Linked DNA regions of Homo sapiens: region 2 is linked to region 1. A link is a loop called in an ENCODE intact Hi-C map of the cell type or tissue named here. Cell type or tissue: ascending aorta. All regions are shown on one strand. Links, peaks and the distances in the headings refer to the core of each region. The heading gives the core; the rest is flanking DNA. Region 1 has its middle 30 kb from the start of MAP4. Region 2 overlaps MAP4 (microtubule associated protein 4).

The links. A loop is a pair of places that touch in the nucleus more often than their neighbours do. Peaks named below come from ENCODE experiments on the same cell type or tissue, not always from the same donor. Only the 100,000 strongest peaks of a DNase experiment are listed, where the experiment ranks them.
Region 2: a loop joins it to region 1, with 2.0 times the contacts of the local background. A loop is called at or near these places in 2 of 110 quality-filtered maps.

What each region holds. Positions count from the first base shown.
Region 1 is chr3:48,040,374-48,052,332 of GRCh38, reverse strand. It overlaps a transcript of MAP4 not described here. Among named protein-coding and RNA genes, the nearest start is that of MAP4, 30 kb to the right of the region's middle. In ascending aorta, for the core only: no CTCF peak of the experiment used is centred there; no DNase peak of the experiment used is centred there.
Region 2 is chr3:47,992,364-48,004,322 of GRCh38, reverse strand. It overlaps MAP4 (microtubule associated protein 4), which reads left to right. Exons shown (of 21, transcript NM_001385682.1): 2 at 5,444-5,685. The coding sequence starts at 5,463. Among named protein-coding and RNA genes, the nearest start is that of MAP4, 18 kb to the left of the region's middle. In ascending aorta, for the core only: no CTCF peak of the experiment used is centred there; no DNase peak of the experiment used is centred there; H3K4me3 peaks cover 1,219 bases; H3K27ac peaks cover 6,411 bases.

The DNA of each region.
Region 1 (11,959 bases), core at 1,357-9,356:
ACGAGAATAGCTTGAACCAGGACGTGGAGGTTGCAGTGAGCCAAGATCGCGCCACCGCACTCCAGCCTGGGCGACAGAGCGAGACTCTGTCTCAAAAAACAAAAACAAAAAAACCCACCCTGTTCTCCTTAGCTACTCTTCCACCTAATCCTTCCATTTCCCTGCACTCACAACTCCTAGATTTTTATGGTGTATGGCTCTCAGTTGGCGTAGGGGTAGAGTTGTGATTTTGCCCTTTAGGGGACATTTGACAGTGTCTGGAAACATTCTCATGGGTCACAACTGGGAAGGTGCTATTGGCATGCTATTAAACATCTTCCAGTTTAGAGGACAACCTCTCATAACAATTTTCTTGTCCAAAATTTCAGTAGTGAAGGTGTTAAGAAACTCTGGAAGAGAGTTAGACTAAACAAATTGCAAGATCAAATTTTTAGCCCTCACATTGGCAGTAGGATATTATCTTACATGGTCGATTTATAATTTATGTAAAATTGTTAAATGTATTGGGGTTATACAGATGATAGAAAAAAGAGTCTTAGGGACCTAAGGGACTCAGTTTAGTCTAGTCTGGAATAGTATGATGTCCTCGCTGGGAGCCATGAACCCTAGTCTAGAGCCTGGGATGTAGTTGTTGAATGAACATGATTATGTGGTGGTAGTTTGAACTAAAATGATTCTTAGTTATTTCATAATTGATGGATATCTAGATTGGTAGACTTCACATAGCTGTATAGACTATTCCCTCTTTTAATCCTCCTATCTTGCCAAAATCAATAACCATAAAAAAGAATGTGTAGAAGAGTCTGATTTTTATAGTTTATTTCAAAGAAATTTAAGAGTCTCAATGGTGCTATAAAGAAATTAAAGACTGGCTGTGGTTTGGTTGACTTGAAAAGGATATGTGGGTCTGAGTGTGTGTGTTTAATTTTTTAAATTTTCTTTTGTTTTTGTTTTCAGAGAGAGTCTTGCTCTGTCTCACTGCAGCCTCTGCCTCCCGGGTTCAAGCAGTTCTCCTGCCTCAGCCTCCTGGTAGCTGGGATTACAGGTGCACACCACCACACCCAGCTAATTTTTGTATTTTTAGTAGAGACGGGGTTTTGCCATGTTGCCCAGGCTGGTCTTGAACTCCTGACCTCAGATGATCCATCCACCTTGGCCTCCCAAAGTGCTGGGATTACAGGCATGAGCCACCACAGCCAGCCTAAGTGTGTGTGTGTGTGTGTGTGTGTGTGTGTGTGTGGAAATTGAATGGTTTTCAAAGGTGATTTGATTAGCATTTGCATAGACTGTGAATCCAAGATGTTTGTGTTCCCTTCCCTCATTCTTCCATTCTTTTCTCTGTTTGTCAATTTTTGTACCGCGATATATGAGGGATTAAAGAAAAATCTTTTAGAATAGTTTTGGCTTTCTGCCTTTTTTTTTTTTTTGAGATGGAGTTTCACTCTTGTTGCCCAGGCTGGAGTGCAATGGCGCGATCTCAGCTCACCGCAACCTCTGCCTCCTGGGTTCAAGCGATTCTCTTGCCTCAGCCTCCCGAGTAGCTGGGATTACAGGCATGCGCCACCATGCCCAGCTAAGTTTTGTAGTTTCAGTAGAGATGGATTTCACCATGTTGGCCAGGATGGTCTCGATCTCTTGACCTGTGATCCGCCTGCCTCAGCCTCCCAAAGTGTTGGGATTACAGTTGTGGGCCACCGCGCACGTCCTCTATAGTTTTTTTTTTTTTTTAAGTTTATGATAAATTGAAACAACACTAAGAAAATCAGATAATACAGGAATATTAAATGAAAACCGAATCTTTCTGAGAAATGAAAAATAGTATCTCATTGTTTAATTTGTATTTCTTTTTAGATGAAAGAGGCTGAATTTTTTTTTCACATTTATTATTTGGATTTCTATGAAGAGTTTGTGTCCTGGACTCATTTTTCTGTTGGGTTGTTGATAGTTGTTCTGTTTGTTTGTGAGAGCACTTAGTATATTATAAAAATTAATCCATTGTGTAGTACATGTAACACAAATATTTTCTTCTACTCCGTTATTTGCCTTTTGACTTTACTATTTTTTTTTTTTTTTTGAGATGGAGTCTCGCTCTTTTGCCAGGCTGGAGTGCAGTAGTGTCATCTCGGCTCACTTCAATCTCTGGCTCCCGGGTTCAAGCGATTCTCCTGCCTCAACCTCCCGAGTAGCTGGGATTACAGGTGTGTGCCACCACGCCCAGCTACTTTTTGTATTTTTAGTAGAGACGGGGTTTCACCATGTTGGCCAGGCTGGTCTCAAACTCTTGACCTCCGGTGATCCACCCGCCTTGGCCTCCCAAATTGCTGGGATTACAGGTATGGGCCACTGCACCCGGCCAAAAATTTTTAATTTAATTTAATTAATTTATTTTTTTTCCCAGACGAAGTCTCACTCTGTTGCCCAAGCTGGAGTGCAGTGGTGCGATCTCGGCTCACTGCAACCTCCACCTCCTGGGTTCAAGCAATTCTACTACCTCAGCCTCCCGAGTAGCTGGGACTACAGGCACGCGCCACCATGCCCAGCTATTTTTTTGTGTGTGTGTTTTTAGTAGAGACAGGGTTTCACTATGTTGGCCAGGCTGGTCTCAAACTCCTGACGTCGCGATCCGCCTGCCTTGGCCTCCCAAAGTGCTGGGATTACAGGCATGAGCCACCACACCTGGCCTTAATTTAATTTTTACTAGTCAATTTTTTTAGTAGACCTGGTCTCACTCTGTTACCCTGGCTGGAGTGCAGTGGTGCCATCATTGCTCACTGCAACCTGAACTCCTGGGCTCAAGTGATCTTCCCACTTCATCCTCCCAAGTAGCTGGGTCTATAGGTATGCACTATCATGCCCGGCTGATTTTTGCATTTTTTGTAGAGACAGGGTACGGTTATGTTACTCAGACTGGTCTCAGACTCCTAGGCTCAAACGATCCTCCTGCCTTGGCCTCCCAAAGTGCTAGGATTACAGGTGCTGGATCCAGCTGGCAGTTTCTTTAAAAATTAAACATGTACTTACCATACTACCCAGAAATCACTCCTTTGGTTATTTACTCCAAATAAAATAAAATTTATGTTCACTTAAAAACTTGTACGTAACTGTTCATAGCAGACTTATTCAAAACAGCAAAATGTGAACCAATCCAAATGTTGTGTCAACAAGTGTAAAGCAAAACATATGACATCCATAGCATGGAATACTACTGAGTAATCAAAAGGAACAAGCAAGCTATAGATAACCTGCAACACCTTGAATAGACTACAAGGGTAATGTGCTTAGTGGAAAAGCTTATCTCAAGAGGTCACATATTATATAGTTCCATTTATATGACATTCTCAAAGTGACAAAACTGTAAAGATGAAGAATAGATTAGTGATTGCCAGGGGACAGGGGGGTAGTAGGTGGAGGGGCTATAAATACAGAGAGGTAGCAGAACAGTTCTGTATCTTGATTGCAGTTGTGGTTATAAAAATCTATACATGAGACAAAACTGCTTAGAAATACACACACAAATGCAGGTTAAAAAAAATAGTGAAAACTGAATAAGGTCTGTAGTCTAGTTAACAGTTATGTATCAGTGTCATAATGTTTGAGACCAGCCTGGGCAACATAGTGAGATCCTGTCTCTACAAAAAAATTTAAAAAATTAGCCCAGTGTGGCGGCATGCACCTGTGGTCTCAGCTACTCTGGAGGCTGAGGTGGGAGATCACTTGAGTCCTGGAGGTTGAGGATGCAGTGAGCCTTGGCGCTGCCACTGCACTCTAGCCTGAGTGACAGAGTGAAGACTTTGTCTCAAAAAAAAAAAAAAAAAAAAAAAAAAAAGATAATTGAGATCTGGATCTACCTGATGATAAAGTGTGTGTTCCTTGCACAGTACCATCCAGTCTTGCCTGGTAATTCCTTTCAGGCCTTTACTTGGTTCTTAAATACTAGATGTTGCCAAATAAGTGATGCTACTTTTACTAGGTGTGGTTAGGAGGCACAGCATCCAAAGCAAGGACATGAGATTGTAATACAAGGAAGGTGATGACTTGCTCCATTGTCTGTGGCTTTCTTATGTTGTAATGGGAGCTTATCAGTGTGCACCATGATCAGGTTACAGCATCAGGAGGAGCTCTACAACCTATTTTAGATTCACAGTTAATATTGTCTGCTTTTTTCTTTGTTCTTGTCATTTTCTTTTCTCTTTTGTACTTTCTCTTTCTCTCTCTCTTTTTAAAAGATGGGAGTCTAGATACATTGCCCAGTACAGTGGCTGTTCACAGGCATAATCATAGCTCATTGCAGCCTTGAACTCCTGGACTCAAGCAATCCTTTCTGTCTCAGCCTTCCAAGTAGATGGAACTATAGGCTGTGTGTCACTGTGCCAAACATCTCTCTCTGTCTCTTTATTTTTTAAGTGATAGAGAACCACAAATGTGTTTTTTAAAGAACCAGCATTTTTTCAAATACCAAATATTTGTGTAGCTGATGATGAGGCATCACTAGGAGTTTCCTTTTGTTGACAAATTCAAGAGAGACATCATTCCAAATGAAATTTTATTCCGAAAGTGAATTTTGTGAAAACCAGTGCTAAGAAAATAACAAAATGAACGAACACCAAAACACCCATGTGTTTACAAGGAAACAAGAAAACATGGAGTTAAAGTAAGTAATTGTGTCTACTTGACAGATGTTGGGTTTTCTTTCCCTCTTGGACTATTGTGTTTCCTCAATTTGTAGGTTTCATGTCATCTTTTTAAAATAGTAGCCGTCTTTTGACTCCTTATAAGTTATGTTGGGCCAGGCCACCTTACCACATGAATTCCCTCCCCACTTTGCTTGGTATTTGATACCCTGCTTTCAGCCACCATGGCTTCCTCCCCACCCCTAAACGAAGACTCTGATTTTGCTCTGCTTGCTCTACCCTACCTGATGGCTTTAGGCTAAATTGTTTATGCTGACCGGAGTCAGATTTTATTTTTAGAGAGATAATTCTGGTGACCATATGGAGAACTGGGTGAGAGACTGTCAGTGTTCAGTTGAGTCTAGTGCAGAATCTAGGTGAGGGGTTTGAACCAAAGTACATGGGGATGGATAAGGAAGACTAAGCACTCTACAGACGATGATGATAATATGATAAATTATATAGGTTATAATTTACTGAACACTTGCCATCCCTCATAACAACTTCATGATTGAAGGCCTTAACATTTTTATTTATTTATTTATTTATTTATTTATTTATTTATTTTTGAGACGGAGTCTCACTCTGTTGCCCAGGCTGGAGTGCAGTGGTGTGGTCTCGGCTTACTGCAAGCTCCGCCTCCTGGGTTCACGCCATTCTCCTGCCTCAGCCTCCCGAGTAGCTGGGACTACAGGCGCCTGCCACCACGCCCGGCTCATTTTTTGTATTTTTAGTAGAGACGGGGTTTAACCGTGTTAACCAGGATGGTCTCGATCTCCTGACCTCGTGATCCACCCGCCTCAGCCTCCCAAAGTGCTGGGATTACAGGCGTGAGCCACCGCGCCCGGCTAACATTTTTATTTTATAGATGAGTAAACAGTCATGGAGAGATTACATACCTTGCCCAAATTTACCTAGCTCAACAGAGGAAAAGAAAGGATAGGAATTCAGGTGGTCTGATTTTAGAACCTGTGCTTTTGACCATTATACTAGCTGGGGGCTTTATTTTTCTAACTGTTAGAAGTGTTCAACAATGAAAGAGCCACCCTGTGAAGTAATGTGGGCATCACTTGAAATGGTCAGGCAGGAAGTAGACGGGTCATTAATACTACATCAAGGGTCCACATACACACTGTGGCTAGATTACTGTGAAGAAGGCTTTTAAGTTCTGTGATTTTGTGATGTGATATACAGGGAGTTGTTGCTTTATGTGGTTCTCATATACACTTTCACTTACCATGGTTTGGTTAAATAATACCAATTCCCTAATAACATGGTTTAAATTTTACACAGCATATTAACTGTGAATAATCGTATAAAGTACAAAATTCGCTGCCAGCTCTTCTGTCACTACATAAGTAACAACTGTGCAAAGCATGGGTTTGTGTTACCTCCTTGTCTCCCAGTGATAAATCTATGTGATAGTTAAGAAAAATCGATAACCGATAGAGAGAATTGGCCGAAAAAGATGAAAGTTCAGGAAAAAACCAAAAAGTAACAACAGTGGAAGTGAAATTCAAATTGAACTCAAATGGAGTTATAGAAGAAATAGATCACTGAGGGAATGCTGATGCTCTCATTCAAAACACTCTGGATATGTAGCCGAAATAACTTAGTGAAGGTGAGCTTATCTACATAAGTGAAGAAAGTGGTTTGGTAAAAAAAAAAAAAAAAAAAAGAAGTGATGCAAGAAATTTTGTAGTGAAAGAACTCTCGAAGGTATTCTGTGATATTGAAATATGAAACATAAAGTATTTGATGCTATTCCAGACTCAGACAGGAGTGTGACAATTGGCTAAGGCATAGAAAAGATGTCTATTGCAGCCGGGCGCGGTGGCTTACGCCTGTAATCCCAGCACTTTGGGAGGCCGAGGCAGGCGGATCACAAGGTCAGGAGATCGAGACCATCCTGGCTAACAGGGTGAAACCCCGTCTCTATTGTATGATGAGAAGAATGTAAGCACTATTTAAACTACCCCTAATAAATTTTTTCAAAGAACTTAAACATTATAATTTTCAATATTTCTATGTTCTCTAGTGCAGTGGTCCTCAACCTTTTTAGCACTGATTTAGTGGAAGACAGTTTTTCCATGGAAGGGGACGCTGGGGGAGGGGATGTTTTCGGGATAAAACTCTTCCACCTCAGAAGATCATCAGGCATTGGATTCTCATAAAGAGTGCACAGTCTAGAGCCCTCGCATGCACAGTTCACAGTAGGGTTTGTGCTCTTATGAGAATCTAATGCCACGACTGATGTGACAGGAGGCAGAGATGCTCGCCTGCCCTTCGCTCACCTCCTGCTTTAGTGCATTAATGATTAGTTTTCCTGTTCTTTCAATTTTCCTATAATTATAACTGACAGAGTTTTTAATGTTTCAATGAAATTTTTTTTTTTTTTTTTTTTGAGACTGAGTCTCACTCTTGTCACCCAGGCTGGAACACAGTGGTGCGATCTCGGCTCACTGCAACCTCCGCCTCCTGGGTTCAAGCGATTCTCCTGCCTCAGGCTCCCTAGCAGCTGGGATTATAGGCATGCACCACCATGCCTGACTAATTTTTTGTATTTTTAGTAGAGATGGGTTTTCACCATGTTGTCCAGGCTGGTCTTGAACTCCTGACCTCAGGTGATTTGCCTGCCTCAGCTTCCCAAAGTGCTGGGATCTCAGGTGTGAGACACTGTGCCTGGCCTCAACAAAAAAAAAATTCTTTTTTTTGAGATAGGATCTTGCTCTGTTGCCCAGGCTGGAGTGCAGTAGTGTGATCTCGGCTCACTGCAACCTCTACCTCCTGGATTCAAGCAATTCTCCTGCCTCAGCCTCCCGAGTAGCTGGGATTACAGGTGCTCACCACCACCCCTGGGTAATATTTATTTTATTTTTTAAATTATTTTTTGAGATGGAGTCTCACTGTGTCACTTAGGCTGGAGTACAGTGGTGCAGTCTCAGCTCACGCAACCTCTGTAGTGAACCCGTCCTAGGTTCAAACAATTCTCCTGCCTCAGCCTCCCAAGTAGCTGGGATTACAGGCGTGTGCCACTACCCCTGGCTAATTTTTGTATTTTTAGTAGACATGAGGTTTCGCCATGTTGGCCAGGGTGGTCTCGAACTCCTGACCTCAAGTGATCTGCCCACCTCGGCCTCCCAGTGCTGGGATTACAGGCATGAGCCACTGTGCCTGGCCCAAAATTTTTTAAAAATTACAGAGTGGCGGCCGGGCACTGTGGCTTACGCCTGTAATCCCAGCACTTTGGGAGGCTGATGCGGGTGGATCACGAGGTCAGGAGATCGAGACCATCCTGGCTAACATGGTGAAACCCCGTCTCTACTAAAAATACAAAAAAATTAGCCGGGCGTGGTGGCGGGTGCCTGTAGTCCCAGCTACTCGGGAGGCTGAGGCAGGAGAATGGCATGAACCTGGGAGGTGGAGCTTACAGTGAACCGAGATTGCGCCACTGCACTCCAGCCTGGGCAACAGAGTGAGACTGTCTCAAAAAACAAAAACAAAAAAAAATTACAGAGCGGCTGGGTGCAGTGGCTCACGCCTGTACTCCCAGCACTTTGGGAGGCTTAGGTGGGCAGATCACGAGGTCAGGAGATCGAGACCATCCTGGCCAACATGGTGAAACCCCATCTCTACTAAAAATACAAACATTAGCTGGGTGTGGTGGCACGTGCCTGTAGTCCCAGCTACTCAGGAGGCTGAGGCAGGAGAATCGCTTGACCCCAGGAAGTGGAGATTGCAGTGAGCCAAGGTCGCGCCACTGCACCCTAGACTGGACACAGAGCGAGACTCCGTCTCAATTTTAAAAAAAAAAAGATTACAGAGCAATTGCAGTTTTTCTCATTAATTATTATGATCACTTTGCATGGTTTCAGCGTGCATTCTTACTTTTACGGTTTTGCACTATTGTGTAAAATGAAAGCTGCCTGTTTGTAAACTGTGGAAAGTTTAATTTTTCTTCTTAGTTTTTAGGGGTACCCCCTAACTAGCCTTTTCTTTGCAGAGTTTGTATATGCATCTCTAACAAAGTATGTTTCCTTTGACAAGTTTTGCTTTTAAAAAACTTGGACTGACTGAAAATAATATTTGTAGAAAATATTCTAAAAGTAATGCAAAAAGGAAATATCCTTAAAGCTAGTATTAAGAATAATCTCATAGGAAGGAAGTTTCATGTGTTTGGTGTTATCTCTCTTTTTGGTAACAGTTTTGTTGAGATATATTTTATATACCATACCATTCACCCACTTAAAGTGTAGAATTCAGGCCAGGCACAGTGGCTCATGCCTGTAATCACAGCACTTTGGAAGGCCGAGGCAGGTAGATCACTTGAGGCCAGGAGTTCGAGACCAGCCTGACCAACATGGCAAAACCCCGTCTCTACTAAACATACAAAAATTAGCCGGGCATGGCGACACGTGCCTGTAATCCCGGCTACTTGGGAGGCTGAGGCACAAGAATCGCTTGAACTCAGGAGGCGGAGGTTGCAGTGAGCCAAGATCATGCCATTGTACTCCAGCCTGGGTGACAGAGCAAGACTCCATCACAAAAAATAAATAAATAAATAAAATGTACAATTCATTGTTTTTTGGTATATTCACAGACATGTGCACCATTAGTGCAGTAAAGTCTAGAACATTTTCATGACCCCCAAAAGAAATCCCATGTTCTTTATCACTCCCTAATACAATAAACCCCAAGCCCCAGGCAACCATGAATCTACTTTCTGTATAAATTTACCTACTCTGGATATTTTATATACACAGATTAATATAGTAGGTGGTCTTTTGTGATGTTTTCAGGGTTCACCCATCTTGTAGCATGTATTAGGACTTTATTCCCTTTTATGGCTGAATAATATTCCATTGTATGTATGTACCTCATTTTATTTATCATTTATTTGTTGAGGAACATTTGGGTTATTTCTGCTTTCATATGGTAACTCTGTTTAATCTTTTGAGGAGCTCCCAGACTTTTTCAAGGTGGCTGCACCATTTTATGTTCTCATTAGCAGTATATGAGGGTTCCAGTTCTTGCCACATCTAAAACACTTGCCATTCATTACCTGTTTTTTTTTATTTTAGTCATGCTACTGGGTGTAGGATCTCATTGTGGTTTTGACTTTCATTTTTCTGGTGACTAATGTGTTTATTGGCCATTTGTATATTATCTTTGGAGAAATGTACAGATTCTTTGTTCATTTTTAAATTAATTTGCCTTTTTATTATTAAGTTGCCAGAGTTTTTGGTATTTTAGATACAGGTGTGTGTGGAAAAAACAAACTCCGTTTCTCCTACTGCTGATATTCTTATAGCACCCTACTGAAAGCAGATGTGTGGGGATTTCTCCCCACCAGCAGGCAAGCAAGCAGTCATTTCTGCAGCTGACAGCCACTCAATTCTGACATAATCAACCTGGAGATAGCATCAAGATTCCACAGGTTGAGGGCTCAGTTTCCAAGACTGCCTCTCCCCACACTTCACATGCCAGTTGTAAGCTCCCGCTTATTTTACCTGTGCTTCTGACTGACTGGCTATAAATTGGTGTTCCCATTTATAGCCATGGGCTTAACTTGCTAGAGCAGCTCGCACAACTCGAAAACACATGTTTACCAGTTTATTACAAAGGATATTTTAAAGGATACACATAAATAGCCAGCTGAAGAGATATATAAGACAAGGTCTGGAAAGGTCCTGAGAGCAGGAGCATCTCTCCTGGTGGAATTCGGGTGTGCTACCCTCCCAGGACTTTGTCTGTGCTTATACTAGTACCACATTGTCTTGACTATTATAGCTTTCTGTAGTATGTTATGAAAGTGGAAAGTATGTGTCCGTCAACCTTGTTTTTATTTCAGGGTTGTTTTAGCTATTCTGGGTCCCTTGAATTTCCATATGAATTTTAGGATTGATTGTCAATTTCTACAAAGAAGCTTGGTGTGATTTTCATGTATTTTTTTGGACACAGGGTCGCACCGCATCACCCAGACTGAGATGGGGTTTTGCCATGTTGCCCAGGCTGGTCTTGAACTCCTGGGCTCAAGTAATAATGCCCAGTTTGGCCTACCAAAGTGTTGGGATTACAGGAGTGAGCCACTGTGCCTGAATCTGTAGATCAGTTTGGGAAGCATTGCCATCTTAGCAATGTTAAATCTTCTGATCCATGAACTTAAATGTCTTTCCATTTATTTAAATCTTCCTTAATTTCTTTCAGGAATTTTTTTTTTTTAATTTTTCAGAGTATAAATTGTTCACTTCAGCCGGGCACGGTGGCTTATGCCTGTTATCTCAGCACTTTGGGAGGCCAAGGCAGGTGGATTACCTGAGGTCAGGAGTTTGAGACTAGCCTGACCAACATTATGAAACCCCATTTCTACTAAAAATACAAAAATTAGCCGGGCATGGTGGCATGTGCCTGTAATCTCTGTTACTCAGGAGGCTGAGGCAGGAGAATCGCTTGAACCCGGGAGGCGGAGGTTGCAGTGAGCCAAGATTGTGCCACTGCACTCCAGCCTGGGCAGCAGGAGCAAAACTCCATCTCAAAATAAATAAATAAATTGTTCACTTCTTTTAAGTATTTTTTTATGCTATTTTAAGCAGAATTGTTTTCTTAATATCATTTTTGGATTGTTGACGCAGGTACTTGGTGCATTTAAAATACAATTTTATTGGCTGGGCATGGTGGCTTATACCTGTAATCCCAGCACTTTGGGAGGCCAAGGCTTGCAGATACCTGAGGTCAGGGGTTCAAGACCAGCCTGGCTAACAACGGCAAAACCCCGTCTCTATCAAAAATACAAAAATTGGCTGGATGTGGTGGCGCACGCACGCCTTTAATCCCAGCACTTTGGGAGGCTGAGGCGGGCAGATCATAAGGTCAGCAGTTCAAGACCAGCCTGACCAATTGGTGAAACCCCGTCTCTACTAAAAATACAAAAATTAGCTGGGTGTGGTGGCGCATGCCTATAGTCCCAGCTACTCAGGAGGCTGAGGCAGGAGAATTGCTTGAACCTGGGAGGCAGAGGCTGCAGTGAGCCGAGGTTGCGGCACTGCACTCCAGCTGGGTGACAGTGAGACTCTGTCTTACAAAATAAATAAATAGGCTGGGCGCGGTGGCTCACGCCTGTAATCCCAGCACTTTGGGAGGCCGAGGCGGGCGGATCACAAGGTCAGGAGATCGAGACCGTCCTGGCTAACATGGTGAAACCCCATCTCTACTAACAATAAAAAAAAATTAGTTGGGCATGGCTGCAGGCGCCTGTAGTCTCAGCTACTCGGGAGGCTGAGGCAGGAGAA
Region 2 (11,959 bases), core at 2,499-10,498, 49 kb after region 1:
TTTGCATAACTCTCTAAATAGTTCACGCCAAGGACTATGAATGTTCTCCATGCTATTAGAAGTAGAGTCCTCAGCATTTTTGGATCAATCATATTAAGCAGCCAACTCCAGAAACCCCCAAACCAACAAAAGAACTCCATCCTTAACATTCTGTTCCTCTGGAACCACTCCTGGTACCAGAGTCTGTGTTAGTCTGGGGTCAGAGTTTTCTTAGAGGAACAGAACTAATAGGATATATATGTATGTTTATAAAAAGAGGAATTTAGTAAGTATTGACTTACACAATCACAGGGTCCCACAAAAGGCTGTCTGCAAGCTGAGGAGCGAGGAAAGCCAGTCCAAGTCCCAAAACTGAAGAACGTGGAGTCCGATGTTCGAGGGCAGAAAGTATCCAGCACAGGAGAAAGATGTAGACTGGGAGGCTAGGCCCCTCTTGCCTCTTCATATTTTTCTGCCTGCTTTATGTTCGCTGGTGGCTGATTAGATGGTGCCCACCCAATTAAGGGTGTGTCTGCCTTCCCCAGCCCACTGACTCAAATGTTAATCTCCTTTGGCAACACCCTCACAGACACACCCAGGATCAATGTTGCATCCTTTATTCCAATCAAGTTGATGCTCAGTGTTAACCATCACACTAATAAAAGTGTAATTCTTGCTGACCAAACTGAGCTGTGGGCTAAGATGGGAGTGGAAACAGCTCTAGACAAAAGGGCCATAGACTCTTCCTGGTCTTAACCAAAGCTCAAGCAGATTTCGAGAATGCAAAGCTTCTCAACTTGTGTTCTACAGTTTGTTGATGTCCAGTGCTTTGGAATGGCTGATCATAACAGTTTTGTACAATTTAATATGTTTTTTTTTTTTTTTTTTTTGAGAAGGAGTCTCACTCTGTCACCCAGGCTGGAGTGCAGTGGCGCGATCTCTGCTCACTGCAACCTCCACCTCCTGGGTTCAAGCGATTCTCCTGCCTCAGCCTCCCGAGCAGCTGGGATTACAGGTGCCCACCACCATGCTTGGCTAATATTTTGTATTTTTAGTAGAGAGGAGGTTTCACCATGTTAACCAGGATGGTCTCGATCTTCTGACTTTGTGATCTGCCTACGTCAGCCTCCCAAAGTGCTGGGATTACAGGTGTGAGCCATTGCGCCCGGCCCATATTTACTTTTTTATGGAGAAGATTCAACAGCTTCTTTATGACATCTATTATTAAACTCTCTCAGTGCGTGTCTTTCTTTGACATAATTTGCTCTTGTCGCTATTTTTCTTCTAACAGACTGATTAAATTGGATTTAACTTTATTATAGTTATTAGATATTTCTAAATGGAATTAAATTTATTTATTTATTTATTTATTTATTTATTTATTTATTTTTGGCCTTAATGTTAACAGCCAGAGTGTGATTTATTTTTTACTTATTTATTTAAAAGTTTTTAAATTTAATTTTTGTTTTTTGAGACAAATTTTCTGTCACCCAGGCTGGAGTACAGTGGTGCAATCTCGGCTCACTGCAACCTCCACCTCCCAGGTTCCAGTGATTCTCATGCCTCAGCCTCCTAACTGGGACCACAAGTATGTGATACCACGCCCAGCTAATTTTTGTGTTTTTAGTAGAAATGGGGTTTCACCGTGTTGGCCAGGCTGGTCTCGAACTCCTGGCCTCAAGTGATCCAGCTGCCTCAGGCTCTCAAATTGTTGGGGTTACAGGCATGAGCCTCTGTACCCTATTTATTTTTTATTTTTATTTTTAAAAATTTTTTGAGACAGGGTCTCACTCTGTCACCCAGGCTGGAGTACAGTGGTGCCATCACAATCATGGCTCACTGCAGTCTTAAACTCCCGGGTTCAAGCGATTGTGACACTTCAGCTTCCTGAGTAGCTAGGACTATAAGTGTATGCCACCGTACCCAGCTAATTTTTTTTTAGTTTTTGTAGAGGCAGGGTCTCAGTATGTTGCCTAGCTGGTCTTGAATTCCTAGTCTCAAGTAATCCTCCCACTTCAGCCTCTGAAAGTGCTGGGATTACAGGTGTGAACCACCACGCCTGGCTCAGAGTGTGATTTTTTTTTTCTTTTTTTTTTCTTTTTGAGACTAGAGTCTTGCTCTGTCACCCAGGCTAGAGTGCAGTGATGCAATCGTGGCTCCACACCTGGAGTTGTGGTGGCTATTCACAGACGTGATCATTGCACACTATAGCTTGGAACTCCTAGTTACAATCTCCCTGCCCCAGCCTCCTGAAAGGCTAGAACTACAGGTGCATGCCACCACATCTGGGTCACACGTATCTTTTGACATTTTTTGAGACCTAAATGAACTTCATCAAATTCCAAGTAGTATGATGACAGAGTCGCATGAACCTGGGAGGTGGAGGTTCCGGTGAGCTGAGATGGTGCCGTTGCACTCCAGCCTGGGCAACAAGAGTGAAACTCTGTCTGAAAAAAATAAAAAATAAAAAGATATGATTTAGGAACTCATTAGTATAGTCACAGGAAATTTAAATATCACATTTGCTTTAAGAAAAGTAAGCAGGCTGGGCGCAGGGGCTCACACCTGTAATCCTGGCACTTTGGGAGGCCGAGGTGGGTGGATCACTTTGAGGTCAGGAGTTCGAGACCAGCCTAACCAACATGGTGGCACCCTGTCTCTACTAAAAATGCAAAAATTAGCTGGGTGTGGCGGTGCGTACCTGTAATCCCAGCTACTAGAGAGGCTGAGGCAGGAGGATCACTTGAACCTGGGAGGTGGAGGTTGCAGTGAGGCAAGACTCTGCCTCAAAAAGAAAAGAAATCAGAGAAACAGCTCTTTTCTACTACATTTTTGTATAATGGTACTACCTAGAATTTGAAAAGATAATCATTTAAAATTATTGATGAGGAATTAAGGTTGTTATTTCAAATAGGAAAACTCATAAAATTAGGCACATGGAAGAAGGCTTAAATTTATTTGAAATTTTTAGATTTTATTTGGAAGTCTATATAAATATAATTGATTATTTAATATCTTTCCAAATCTTGGTATTGTATTTTTTTCTTAGATAATATAAAGAATATGTAATGAATGTTTTCACTAAGCTCCATATAGGTAGAGACAAACTATCTCCAGCATTCCCAGTACTGAACACATACTATCTTTTTTTTCTAGACACTTGCCTAGAAGATGTAGATCTTGCCCCTGGCCTTAATTATCCTGTCTGTACTTATTTGGGTATCGGATCTTGATTCTTAAGCCTCTGTGCCACCACTCTAATATATAGCAACACCCTTTGCTTGTTGGATTTGGGAATTGGGGGTACGATGACTTCTGATTTTTCAGGGTCTGGAAGTATTTGCTTTGTACATGTTTTGTAATCATGGTAGCCTCACAGCATGTAAGTGGGAGGAGAGGAGTGTGTGGGAACAAAGATGAAGATAAAATAAGAAGGAAGGAAGATAGGACCATATTCCTTGCTTTAATTCTATTTCTTTTTCCTAAGTACATTTGTTGGAGAGAGGTAGACGGTGGATAACAGCTTGAAAGGAAAGCCTGAAAATTAAGTGGCTTGAATCATAGTATATTTTTACTTTTTCAAGTTTGGGTTGGAGAAAGACTGTGTATTAGTTGAGATTCTTCCATTGTAAACAACAGAAATAGATTGGCTAAATTAGGCAAAAGAAAGATGAAGGCCGCTCACTTAGACTTGAAGTAGTCAACCAGGGCAACTAAATAGCTGTCACTCATGGACTTTTCTTCCAGCGTGTAGTCAATAAATGATCCTTTCCAACTGTCTTCTTCTTGACTTCTGATTGACCCAACTCTAGTCATGTCCCAAACCCTATAGGGGTAGGGATTGGTTTGTATTAGGGGAGATAGGAAGAATAGATTTCTGGACAAACACAAGTAGTGGCCATTACATTGTGCAACTAAGGATCTGTTTGACTTGTATTTACCTTGTCAACAACATAGCTTATATGTCAACTTATCCTATGGAGTCTCTTGGAGTTTCTGTTAGACTTTTTGAAAGCAGGCGTAGTACCTTGCACACTTTATTTCCTATTATGCCCTGCATTTGAATGGTGCCCAATTTATTGCAGGCCTTTGGCTCTTTTTTTTTTTTTTTTTTTTTTTTTTGATGGGGGAGTCGGAGACTTCCTCTGTCGCCCATGCTGGAGTGCAGTGGCGCAACCTCGGTTCACTGTAGCCTCCATCTCCCGGGTTCAAGCGATTCTCGTACCTCAGCCTCACAAGTAGCTGGGATTATAGGTGTCCACCACCATGCCTTGCTAATTTTTGCATTTTTAGTAGAGATGGGGTTTCACCATGTTGGCCAGGCTGGTCTTGAACTCCTGGTCTCAAGTGATCCTCCTGCCTCGGCCTCCCAAAGTGCTGGGATTACAGGTGTGAGCCACTGCACCTGGCCCCTTTGGCTCTTTTTACTACATTATTTCTGTATTTTCTAGGCTATTCACCTATGGTTTGCTTATAGATTTACTTTTTTTTTTTTTTTAAACTTTATTTTAGGTTCAAGGGTATATGTGAAGGTTTGTTGCATAGGTAAACACATGTCACAAGGGTTTGTTGTACAGATTATTTCAATTAAGTCTAGTACCCAATAGTTATCTTTTCTGCTCCTTTCCCTCCTCCCACCCTCCACCCTCCAGGAGACCCCAGTGTCTGCAGTTTCTTTGTATTCGTAAGTTATCATTTAGCTTCCACTTACAAGTAAGAACATGTGGTATTTGGTTTTCTGTTCCTGCGTCAGTTTGCTGCGGATAATATCCTCCTGCTTCCCATCTATGTTCCCACAAAGGACATGATCTCGTTCTTTTTTATGGCTGCCAGTAGATTTACTTAACTGCAGATTATGTAATTAAGAAGCTGGTAGTCTGTAAAAATGGTAATATACGTGACTACAGAGAGGGACCATCTCCCTTAGCTAATTGAGGGAAACGTGTCTTTTTTTTTTTATGCTGGCAGGGCTAAGTAGTTTGGTTGACAGGACTATCCACAAGTGATTCATGAAGAAGCAGGTACTCACTCCAAGATAAGATCCATACTCACAGTCTTTGGTCAAGAAAGTTGATTTCATTTGTCCGATAGTAATGTAACTATGTAAAGACCTGATTTGAATCTTACTGGCTATAGCTTTGGATATGTTGATTGTGGGGTTTTTTTACACCTCACTTTTCTTATAAATAGAAAGGACACAATTGCAATTGCTTTGTCCTGCCACCACCACCTCCCTCCACCCCCAGAAATGTGAGAAAAGAGTAACTAGCGGTGAGTTACCTTGGGTCAGACTGTCCATTTCTTAGCTTTATTTTTCTCATCTTTCAAATGAGGGAGCCTCTTCTAGCTGTAAAATCTTAGATTTTGATTCTTTTGTTTGTTTCAAACAATTGACAAGAGTTTCTAGAAATGTTTTTCCTTTTGCAGTGCTCGTTACATGAAAGATCTTTTTCCTCTTCACCAGGCAGTTGCAGTGGTGCAGAATGGCTGACCTCAGTCTTGCAGATGCATTAACAGAACCATCTCCAGACATTGAGGGAGAGATAAAGCGGGACTTCATTGCCACACTAGAGGCAGAGGCCTTTGATGATGTTGTGGGAGAAACTGTTGGAAAAACAGACTATATTCCTCTCCTGGATGTTGATGAGAAAACCGGGAACTCAGAGTCAAAGAAGAAACCGTGCTCAGAAACTAGCCAGATTGAAGGTAAGTATTTAAACCAGACTGCTTATATATGTTCAGAAAGCAGGTTAGGGATTATGCCTTTGGTATAATCTTGGAAACTGAGAATTGAGCTGAGTTTTTTTAGTGTAGGCTAGTAACTTTATGTTTCTTTGTTAGATACCGAGGAGGTAGACTTACCACCCTTTGAGTGAGCGTTCATGAGTCTGTGGATGACTTTTAACCCTAATGTTTCTTCTCTAATGTTTCAACAACCATATAATCTTCTTCTTAATTTCCTAAATTAAACTGTCTACTGTGCCTTTTCTCTGAAAGTAGCTTTGAAAAGTTAAATAAAATTCTGCGGTTATATCAGAACTTCATTTAGACTGGAATCAGATGCCATTTGTTGTCTTTGGAGTCATCCCACCTCAGGATTAAAGCATAATTAAAGCCTTTAAGAGAAATTTGCCATTTTCCTGGATCAGATGTGCTAATAATTGGCTGAGTATTTTTGTATCTGTGTTCATGAGGGAATTGGTCTGTAGTTTTCTCATAATGTCTTCTGTCCAGTTTTAGAATTGAGGTCACGCCGACTTCATAAAATGAATTGGGAAGTGTTCCCTTCTTTCTCTTTTCTAGAATAGTTTGCATAGAATTGATATTTTTTCTTCTTTTCAGTGTTTGATAGAATTCATCAATAAAGCTATCTGGGCCTGGAATTTTCTGTCGGATTTTTAAACTAGGAATTTAGTTTCTTTCAGAGATCATAGAACTATTCCAGTTATCTGTTTCTTAAGTTAGCTTTGGTAGTTTGTATCTTTCAAGGAATTCCTTGGTCCCTTTCCTGGCATAAATGTTGCAGATTAATGGAGATATGCTTTTAATGTCTGTAGGATCTATTATGTCCCCTTTTTCATTTCTTATACTAGTAATTTGTGATGTTTCTTTCTTTCTTTCTTTCTTTCTTTCTTTGATAAGTCTAGGTAGAGGTTTATCAATTGTATTGAAAGATCCAGCTTTTGGTTTCATTAATTTTTTTCTATTGTCTTTCTGTTTTTAATTTCTTCTCATATCTTTGTTTTTTCCTTTCTTCTGTTTACTTAAGTTGATTTATTCTTTTTCTGGTTTCTTAAGGTGACAGCTTAAATCAGGTTTTGATCTGAGACATTTCTTTTCTAATGTAATTACTTAATGTTATAAATTACCCTCTAATCACCATTTTAGCTGTGTCCCATGGATTTTGATATGTTGTATTTTTATTTTCATTCATTTAAAAATATTTAAAAATATTTCCTTTGTGAATTCCTCTTTGTGTCTGCCTTTAAGATTTTATCTTTTTTTTTTTTTTTTTTTAGCAGTTTAAATATGTTGTGTTTAGATGATATTTTGGAAGTTTTCTTCTTGGGCTTTTCTGAGCTTCTTGATCTGTGCTTTTGAAGTGGTTAAGTCAGCTGGGAAATTTTTGGCCATTATCTTTTAAAATATTTCTTCTGCCCCATTCTTTTTCTTTTCTCCTGGGATTCCAATTATATTTTTGTTAAATTGTTGGATAGTGTCCTGTATCTCTTGGATGCATTGTTGGTTTTTTTCTCTCTTTATTTCTGTTTGTGTTTTACTTTGGGTACTTTCTTTTGACCTATCTTCCAATTCCCTGATCTTTTCATAGTTGTGTTGAATCTAATGATGAGCTTTCAGTGGCATTATCTACTTTAGCATTTTTTATGTTTTTAATTTCTAGCATTTCTGTTTGCCTCTCTTATAAGCTTCCTTATTTCTGTCAAAATTTCCCATCTGTTCACCTATGTTTTCCACCTTTTCTACTGTAGACTTTAACATATTAATCATAGTTGTTTTAAATCTCTGTGTGATAATTTGAAAATCTGGGTCATCTCTCAGTCTGATTGCTCTGTGTGTGTGTGTGTGTGTGTGTGTGTGTGTGTGTCTTAGTTTTTGATTGAATGCTGGATCTCACATGTAAAATAGTAGGCTGAGGCCAAAAGGTGTTATGGTTGGAAATAGGCATGTCTCTTGGGTTTAGTCATTTTAACAGGAGCTGAGCTAGTTTTGGGTTTTGTCATTACCGTAATTGCCTTCAGTGTACTACTGTCTTCAATCCCTTTAATTCTATGCTTAGAGTGGGGACTGAGGCCCTGGAAGGTATTTCTTTAATGTGCTTGCTCCACTCTTTCAGCCTTCCCTGTGTACCCGTGCCTCAGAGGGGTCCTTGTCCATGCTCTTTTCTCTCTTATCGGAAGAGTTCTAGCCAGGTGGCAGGCAGAGTTTGTTTTTTTATTGTCCCATTTTGTGCTTAATCCTGTGCTTAATCTCACGGTTTGGGTCTTTCTCAACGTTATTATCCTTTTCACAGTAGTAGCGTCTTCTCATGGTATTGGTGTAGGATCCTGGATGAGGAGTTTTTCTTGCTCCTCTCTCAGGTTTATAAAGTATGTTTCTATTACTCTTTCCCTAGCTACAGCCGGTCTTCTTGTGTGCTCTGGGGTTGACAGGGTTTGTACTCCTTCCCCAGGAGAGAAAGATCCCAGTGGGAGGGGTTCATGCTTTTCCCTTAATGGTGGTGGCCTTCTCCAGGTCTGTACCATGGAGGGAGGCTCTGTCTGGTCCCTCACCCTGCTTCCAATCTTTCCTGTGAGCATGCGGCAGACATCTGTGAAGACAATCCTGCAAATGAGTGTGAATTCCCTTTGTGTCTGTGGATTTGAGGGGCCCCATAGTCTCATGCTAGCCTTCATTTACCTTTGACAAATCACTACAATTTTTACTTGAATTTTTCTTACCTGCTTGTAGGGTACCCAATGTCTCTTCTGCACATGCTCTGATACAGGAGAGCTGGTGTTCACCTCCCATATTTCCTGGAGGGGCTTGTTTTTCTTTGGATTTCATACTACTAGGTGGCTTTCCAATTAATTCAAGTTTTTTGTAGTTGATATGGCTGTTTCTTGTTGTTAGGGTGGGAGTGACGTTGCTTTTGGCTTTCTACAGCCAAGTGGAAGAAGAAAACCTGCTTCCTTAATATATGTTTAATTTGTGTGTTGGGGAGGGGGGGCAGACCACAACTCATTTAAAAAAGTACCGAGAGTTCTAATTATATCCATATAAATATTTACTCCAGACCAGGTGCAGTGGCTCACGCCTGTAATCCCAGCACTTTGGGAGACCAAGGCAGGTGGCTCACCTGAGGTCAGGAGTTTGAGACCAGCCTGGCCAACATGGTGAAACCATACCTCTACTAAAAATACAAAAATTAGCCAGGGGTAATGGTGTGCACCTGTAATCCCAGGTACTCAGGAGGCTGAGGTACAAGAATCACTTGAACCTGGGAGGCGGAGGTGGCAGTGAGTGGAGAGCGTGCCACTGCACTCCAGCCTGGGCGAGAGAACGAGACTCTGTCTCAAAAAAAAAAAAAAAAAAGAAAAGAAAAAAAGTTGCTATCATTGCTTACAAAAGTATCTTGATGTTGCAAAAGCTTATGTTGAGAAGTAAAGTTCATATTTTATTTTTATCCTTTAATTCAATTTTCCAGAAACTCATACATTTTTTGAACAGGCTAAAAAATACACATGTACAAAATCCAATTGGTCCAAAGGGATGTACGGTAAAACAAATTCTCCCAATCCCTACACCCTAGCCAGACAGTTCTCCTTCCTGGAGTAACCACTCGCCAATTTCTGGAGTAGTCTTTCTGAGTTAATGAACTTTTTTTTTTTTTTTTTGAGATGGAGTCCCGCTCTATTGCACAGGCTGGAGTGCAGTGGCACGATCTCTGCTCACTGCATCCTCCGCCTCCCAGGTTCAAGCGATCCTCCTGCCTCAACACCCCAGTAGCTGGGATTACAGGCCTGCACCACCATGCCTGGCTAATTTTTGTATTTTTAGTAGAGATGGGGTTTCGCCCTGTTGGCCAGGCTGGTCTCAAACTCCTGACCTCAGGTGATCCACTTGCCTTGGCCTCCCAAAGTGCTGGGATTACAGGCATGAGCCACCATTTACATATCAAAAGTAGCAGGGAGGATTTAATTTTTTATAAATAAAATAATGTCTTAAAAACTTTCCTCCTCTTGGGCCAAGTTAATGTTACATGGATCAAATAACTCAAGATGAAGCACAAGAAAATCTACTGCTACCACCTCACTGTCCTTATCCACCTAGGCTCATTCCCAGATGATGGAAACAATGCACAGTTAAAGGAAATTAGAAAACGAAAAGCAGCTAGCTTCTTTCACCTATGACTGATGAGGGTAAGTTAATATTAGGATGGGAAGAGCATCTCAACCATGACTAGTTGCTACCATATTTACATCTTATCATTCCTTTCTTCATACTAGGTTTTCTTTGTTTATGTTAGTCAGTCAAAGAACAAATGTCTCCACCGTGCATTATGGATTAAGAGAGAATAGATTTTCCCGTTTTCCATTAAGGAATCCAAATTTTTTGGAGTAAATATTTGTTTTTCTTTTGTGCTGGGATTATAGGTGTGAGCCACTGTGCCTGGCTTTTTTACATTATTAAATGAAGAAAAATGAAGAAATGAAGAAAAATGGATGCCCTTTAAAGTTTTTTTTGGTTTAAGTTTTTAATTTTTTGTTGCTACCAAAGATTTTTTTAAAGATTAGGAAACAAAAAAGAAGGAACCAAATCAGGACTGTTGTAAGGTGGTTGCCTAATGATTTCTCATCAAAACTGTCACAAATTATCTTTGTTGATGAAAGGAATGAACAGGAGCATTGTCCTGGTGGAGAAGGACTCTCTGATGAAGCTTTCCTGGCTGTTTTTCTGCTAAAGCATTGGCTGACTTTCTCAAAACACCCTCATAATAAGATGTTGTCATTCTTTGGCTCTCCAGAAAGTCAACAGACAAAGTGCTTTGAGCATCCTAAAAAACTCTTGTGTTTGCTCTTGACTGATCCACTTTTGCTTTGACTACAGCACTTACGCCTCTTGGTAGCCATTGCTTTGATTGTGCTTTGTCTTTAGGATTATACTGGTAAAACCATATTTCATCTCCTGTTACAATTCTTCAAAGAAATGCTTCAGGATCTTGATCCCACTTGTTTAAAATTTACATCGAAAGCTCTGCTCTTTGCAGCTCATCTGGATGCAACCATTTTGGCACCAGTTGAGTGGAAAGTTTGCTCAATTTTAATTTATCAGCCAAAATTGTATAAACTGAACCAATTGAGATGTCTGTGGTATTGGCTATTGTTTCTGCTAATTGTCAATCCTCTTCAATTAGATCATTCTTTTTTCCTCTCAAATTGATATTGGTGGTCTGCCACGGTGGGCTTCATCTTCAACATCATCTCCTCCTTTATTTTTTTTCTTTTTTTGAGACAGAGTCTTACTACATTGCCCAAATTAGAGTATAGTGACTATTTACAGGTGTAACCATAGCACACTACAGCCTTGAACTCCTGGGCTCAAGTGATCCTCCTGTCTCAGCCTTCCAAGTAGCTGGGACTATAGGTGCGGACCACTGCATCTGGCTGATGTCTTAAAACAAGTTATTCATGTGTAAACTACTGATTTGTTTGGGGCATTGTCCCCATAAACTTTACACAAAGCATCAGTGATTTCACCATTCTTTCATCCAAGCTTCACCATAAATTTACCATTTGCTTTTGCTTCAATTTTAGCAGAATTCATGTTGCTTTATTAGGGGCTCTTTTCAAACTGATGTTTTATCCTTTTTAGTGCTTCAAACTAGATCCTGTTCAGACGTGTTATAACAAGTTAGTATGAGCTTTTTTTTTTTTTTTTTAAGATGGAGTGTCTCTCTGTCACCCAGGCTGGAGTGCGGTGGCACAGTCTCGGCTCACTGCAACCTCTACCTCCTGTGTTCAAGAGATTCTCCTGCCTCAGCCTCCTGAGTAGCTGGGCTTATAGGCACATGCTACCATGCCCAGCTAATTTTTGTATTTTTAGTAGAGATGGGGTTTCGCCATATTGGTCAGGCTGGAGTATGAGTTATTTTGATACAAAAAAACTCCCTTGAAATCCATGAATAATTTTTTCATAGAATGCATTTTCCACGAACTTGTTGAAGATACCATGTTTAAAGTTTATAATTATAGCTGGGCGTGGTAGTGTGCGCCTGTAGTCCGAGCTACACAGGAAGCTGAGGTAGGAGGCAATCACTTGAGCCCCAGAGGTCGAGGCTGCAGTGAGCCATAAAAGCACCACTGTGCTGCAGCCTGGGTGACAGAGAGAGACCCCGTCTCTAAAAATAATAATAATAATAAAGTTTATAATTATGATAGGTTGTAAATTACTACATTTTTTCCATACCAGCTTCCTAAAA